2 separate regions of the Mus musculus genome follow, and region 2 is linked to region 1. A link is a loop called in an ENCODE intact Hi-C map of the cell type or tissue named here. Cell type or tissue: gastrocnemius. All regions are shown on one strand. Each heading gives the region's core, and the rest is flanking DNA. Links, peaks and the distances in the headings are about the cores only.

Region 1 (2,906 bases), core at 105-2,604:
GTTTTAAGGCTGCACTGATTTAATAGAAATTTTGGGAGGCTTGGTGGAAAAGATACAAGAGATTGTGAATCAAAAAAAAAAAAAAAAAAAGCAATGGTAATGCTATTTTACTTCCAAGGAACAGAGTGTCCCCTTCAAGCATGCATACAGGCTGCTTGCTTACCTCCTTCTTGTTAGATGAGTGAACTTTCAAGAGAGCAGTGAATACAAGAAGATCAGGGTGCCTAGAGACACTGCCCCTGTGGGACTCAGCCCAGCTCCCTAACAAGGAACAAAGCCTCATGTTAATGTGCTGAAAGGAACAGTGCAGAGAAGTGCAGGAGAAGTGCAGAGACTACGAAGGTTTCACAGTCCCAGGTGACCAACAAGTAGACTAAGAGCAGGTATGGTGATAATGTAGTCCATTAATCTCAGCACTCTGGAGACAGACGGAGGAGAATGAGAATTTGAGGTCAGCCTGGGCTGCATAAAAACACTGTCTCACTGTTGGAGCAGTGGCTCAAGTTAAGAACACTGCTGCTCTTGCAAAGGACCTGGCTTGGGTAAGCTACCCCGTGGTAGCTTACAGCTGTTCATAACACCAATTCCCAAGAGTCCTCCTGCCCTCCACAGGGACTCCTGTGATGTGCATACATATAGACAGACAAACAGACACTCATAAAAGTTCAAAAAAAAAAAAAGACGATTCTGTCTCCAAAACTATTTAGGGCAGGAAAGAGGAGGAACCACATATCTAGCGGGACCTAACAGCCATTTTGAAGTTCTTAGACACTAAAGCCTTGCCTTTGCTCTCCAGAGGTCAACCCATTTGTTCTGAACCCCCCATTTTGTTACTCATGTCCTTCATAGGAGTCCTCTGACCCATTCTAATCTCTCCAGTCCCAACTCTGACAACAGTGCTCCCTACTTCCCCGAATGGTCCTTCACTCATCCTTTCACAAAGTAAATGCACTGTCCTCCAACCACAGACTTCTTGCCAAATTCCTCCTGTCCTTGGGCACAAACAACCCAGAAGTGCTCTCAGATCCAGAACATTGTTGGGGAGTGGGAGGGGTGAGTAGAAGGGCTATTCACCCTCCTGAGCCTATGATGGGATGTCTGGGCAGCTACTTCAAAAACACCAGGGCCTGAGACCTGTTCCAGGGATGCCACCCAGACGGGACACTGCTCAAAGCCGCCTCCAGTCCTGGGAACAAAGGTGAGGAACTCTTGACAGGGAAACTTAGCCCTACTTACTGGGTATGAATGATACCACTGGTCAGCCCTAGCTGAGAGGGGGTCTGGGCTCTGTTTTGTTCTTCTCTGTTCTAATCTTGATACTTTGACTACATTCTCATTCCCTGTGGCTTAGGCTGTAATGGTGAGAAGCAACAGTCTTAAAAACCTCAGAGGAGCCAGCTCAGAAGAGCACCTTTGGCCCACCTCCCTCAGTGCTATAACTAATGGGGGTACTTTTGCTACCACCTCCTGGTGAAACTGCTCTGGCACACATTAGGAATTCTGTCTCTAGGTCCTGTGGACTCTGAGCTTCTTGGGGCTGTGCCCAGAGTCCACTTGATAGAGAGCTGGGGTTTTGGTTTTTTTCCTGTGGGGCAAACTTCTCTGGTTAGGACACAACTGTCAGGGCATGGCTTGGCAGAGCTTCCATGCCAAATAGGGGTATGTGTATGTGTGTGTGTTCTTTTGTCTGATTTCCCAAATTCCAGGCAGGAAAGCAAGCTTTCTGTCTCTACACAGCTCCAGATCCCCCTACCAACATTTGCATTCCCCGGGTATGAAAGGAGTTGGTAGCAGGCCCCATGGAGGACAAGGCTGTAATTCAGCCAGGCCCCAGTGACATCCCAACCGTGAGAGTGCAGCTGGGGCAGCTTACGAACAGCGCCCGGGTCCCAGGGGGAAGTCAGCCCTGTTCTCCAGCCCACAAGCGCCTATTGTTCACTTTCTTGTTTTTCTCCAAATGTTTAGATGTGCTCAGAGCACAGAGAAGCCTGAAAGCAAGACCATTGGCCAGGGCAAGCCTGAAGCAGGGAAACCCACCGCTGGAACTCTGGGGCCCCACACTCCCTCCTCAGCTCTTCCTACTCCCCCTGCCATGCGCCGGACTCCGGATCCAGGGGTGGTCTCTTCCTGGCCAGGGCTGTTCAGAGAGCAGTAGGCTTGGATTGTTCAGCAAGTAAAGTATGGAATCCAGCTCAGACTGGCTTGCTTGACAGTCAGGCACAACTGTCCACATTAACTTGAGGCTGTCCAACGTGAGGGCTGGGAGAGTCTGGGCAAGTGCCTTTCTGATTCCCCGCCACTGACCAAAGCTGCTGAAGACAGGAAATAGTCACTGAGTGTCTGTCGGGGCCCCTCTCTGCATCAAGATTGTGACTCTGAGGTTTGACCTTCAGGGTTTGACAACTGGCCGCAGCAGCGCTTATTGCGTATGCAGACTCAGGCAACCTCTCAGCCTCTCTGAGCCTCAGTTTCCCTTCTTGGTAAAATTTACTTACTCTGTCTGTAGAGAGAGCTATGGGGACACTCAGACTCTATAGGCTATTCTTCCGGTTACCATTGGTTACCATGACCCAGTTTGGAAGTTGCCCCAGCGCTGGGAACAGTCACTTGTGAACCTTGATGTCCACTGTGAGTCAGCACAGCTATGCAGGAGCAGTAGCGCCAGAGGAATGAAGGATGGAGTGCCTCTCGATACCAGGGTATAGAGAACATGCTGGAAAGCCAGCCTTCTCCCCTCCCTCTCTCCTCTGCCCCAGATCCCTTTCTCTTGGGAGTTCATATTACCTGCCCTCCCCCAGGCCTGGGATTGCAAGCTTCCCTGCGTCTCCAGGCCCTAACAGACCCAGAGAAAACCCTCAACCTGGAAAATGCCCCTCCCCTACCATCCTGGCAGACATTACTGGTCA
Region 2 (2,906 bases), core at 315-2,814, 110 kb after region 1:
GGCAGAGGCAGGCGGATTTCTGGATTCATGGCCAGCCTGGTCTACAGAGTGAGTTCCAGGACAGCCACGGCTATACAGAGAAACCCTGTCTCAAGAAAACCCAAAAAAAAAAAAAAAAAGTCTCAGCACCCAAGAAGCAGAGGGAAGATGGTTGCAAGTTCAAGGCCAGCCCCAGTTGCATAAAGGCAAGGGCAGCTATGACACATAAAAATAATAATAGCAACAATTATAATAAATAAAATAAAATTGATATAAATAATATATAAATATATGAAAGAAAATTGTAATAGCAATAATAATGGAGACAACCCTGGGATCCCTACTCACCCATCAGCTGCAGGTTCTTTGACAGCAGAAATGACTCCTGCCACTCTTCAGCCTTTCAAGTCTCAGTCTTGTTACCTGTGAAACAGCATTGTTGCCTCTTATGCTGCCTCCTTGTGAAGTTAGAAGTAGACAATGAATATTTTAAAATGTCCCGACTGAGACTAGAGAGATGGCTTAGCCGCTAAAAGCACTGGCTGCTCTTCCAGAAGATGGTGTTTAATTCCCTGCGCCCACACAAAGGTTTACAACTGTCTATAAATCCAGTTCCAGGGGCTCCGATACCCACTTCTGGCCTCCACAGACACTGCATGCATGTGGTACACAGATATATGTTCAGGCAAACTCTCATACACATAAAATTAAAATACTATTTTAAAGTGCCGTGGTTTCTCAAATGCTCTCAGAGCCTAGGCAATTATCCGTTATTAACATAATGTTCCCTGGCATTTGATAGAAGTGGTCTGTAGGGGGCAGGGAATAGAGGGAAGTTACTTAGGTAACTCAGCCAGGTTATCCAGGAAGCTCCCACCAGCCTGCTTTAATGAGTTCCCCTTAATCATAGTGGCCTCTCTCCCAGTGCCTGGCTCTTTCTGAACTCTTCATGAACCCTGCAGTCCCTGGCTCACCCACATAAGCCCATGGTCCCTCTCCCCAACAAGATGTAGGCCCATCCCAACAACAGAGCCCCCCACTAGCTCCCAGGTCAGGCTTTCCTCAGCTCCCATCCTTCATGAACCTATGGGGGTTCCCACAACCCCTCCTTTCTCACTGAAGTATCAGAAAAATAAACCACAGGCTGGCTAGCCCGTCTCTAGAGCAGATGGGGTCTCCAGTTCACTCAGGTGTCCTGGGGGCATCACTGTGTGGCATTGGGAGGTAGGAGGCCTTGGGCCACCTTGGAGTCCCCCAACCTTGGGTTCCTCCCATTCTCTGCACCCCATACTAAATCCAAGGGAGGGGCTGGGAACTAGCATTTCCTAATCCTTTATTATGTGCTGGGCTCTTTGCCCATATTCACACTACTACTCCCATTTAACAGATGAGGAGAAACAGGTTCCCAGATCTATGGCAGGCAAGGCATAGAGGAGCGAGGAGAAATATAAATCCAGGGCTCTTACCCTCAGCTTGGGTGCGAGGGTGGATCCCACATTCACAGTCATCTGCTGAGTCTATGCACAGCAGATTTAGTGGAGCAGGTCAAAGAAAACAAAGTTCTCTAGGCTCTGGGTTCTGAGATTAGGATCTCCATAAGTACTGGAAATGGATATGAAAAATAAAGACTTGCTATTATGGTGGCTATCTTTTCATTGTTGCATTATTTTCTCAAAAAAAAAAAAAAAGTTCTCAGGAACCTCTTTTCCCAGAGTGAGCAACCAATTCAAATAAACAGCAGCAGCTAATATCCATGGACCACTTACTATGCACCAAAGCTCTTTATAGGAGTGTTCCCATGGAATCCAACAGACTGTACAGTTGTCTCTGTTAACCTGCTTTGTGGGTGCTGAGACTAAGATGAAGACATTTGCCGCAGATCACTGAGCTAGCGAGGAGGTTTCACCCCAACCGTCTAATATTATGCCTTGTGCCCATGCTCTCAATGTCTAACCCAATGAAGGGACCTCCTATGTGCTGTGTCAGAGAGTCAATAAAGAACCAGGATCAAAGCTGTTGAATACAGTGGGAAGAAGGATGGGAGGGAGGGAAGAGAGAGGGAAGGAGGCCCATCAGGCTGGAGGATGACCTTATGAACATGGAAGAATTGAGGCGCTTGTCTGTGAAATTGTAGTACCTCCTCTACTGCACCCTAGAGGGTGGGACAGGGATAGTAGGCAGATGCAGAGTGTCTGGGGACACACCCTGCCTGATGGACCGCCTCTTGGTGCTCAGCTTGCCTCCCACCTGTCCTATTCTTGAGTTGAAGATCTCCCAGGACATCATCTGTAAGCCGTTGCCACCACAGACCCACCCAAGCCCCGGGCACAGAACACACCATTGGCTAAGCTTTGGGAAGGAAGGACCACTAGGTGAAGAAGGCAAGCCCCTGTTCTAGGTGTCCCCACATGAGAAGAGCACCCTCCCCCATTTGTTTTCAGAGAGCAGTCAGTCTCCTGGGGTCCCTCATCTCCTGTTCCAAGGAGTCTGTTATTGCTGCCTCTCTCTTCCTCCAGGCCCCCTCCCTGCCTCCCTTCCTTCCAGCCCTGTGTTCTCTCCTCTGCTGCTTCCTCAGCACCTCACACTTCCTCCCCTCACAGGTTCCCCTTTCCTCTGCTTGGGAGGCTCTTTCACTGGATCCCAGCTGACCATGTGGTCGTTCTGCCCACCTTTCAAAATCCACTTCCATATCGGCTCTGCCAAATAATCTTTCCCAAGGTTAGGACCCCAGCAAGGCTTTCATGGCCTACCCTGTCGGGGCCATAAGTCGCATCATAATTTCATTGCCTTTAATCTCCACAAGGGACAGGCTAGGATGTGTTCTGCCCTGACTCCAGGCTGCACAGCATAAGGTACAGACTTTCGGGTCCACAGACGTGGTACACTGCAGACTCAGCTTGTTTCAGAGAGGCAAAGGAACACAGCAC

What was found. Hi-C counts contacts between places; a loop is a spot of excess contacts. Peaks named below come from ENCODE experiments on the same cell type or tissue, not always from the same donor. Only the 100,000 strongest peaks of a DNase experiment are listed, where the experiment ranks them.
Region 2: a loop joins it to region 1, with 2.0 times the contacts of the local background. A loop is called at or near these places in 2 of 42 quality-filtered maps.

What each region holds. Positions count from the first base shown.
Region 1 is chr12:79,968,513-79,971,418 of GRCm38, forward strand. No RefSeq gene overlaps it. Among named protein-coding and RNA genes, the nearest start is that of 4933435C09Rik, 33 kb to the left of the region's middle. RefSeq lists an enhancer at 118-2,906. In gastrocnemius, for the core only: a CTCF peak has its summit at 1,464 (motif pointing left); DNase peaks (open chromatin) are centred at 1,527, 1,907 and 2,070; H3K4me3 peaks cover 170 bases; H3K27ac peaks cover 2,500 bases.
Region 2 is chr12:80,080,777-80,083,682 of GRCm38, forward strand. It overlaps Gm36660 (a long non-coding RNA gene), which reads right to left. Exons shown (of 4, transcript XR_872852.1): 2 at 1,446-1,581; 3 at 328-402. Among named protein-coding and RNA genes, the nearest start is that of Gm36660, 3.8 kb to the right of the region's middle. In gastrocnemius, for the core only: no CTCF peak of the experiment used is centred there; no DNase peak of the experiment used is centred there; H3K4me3 peaks cover 117 bases; H3K27ac peaks cover 2,302 bases.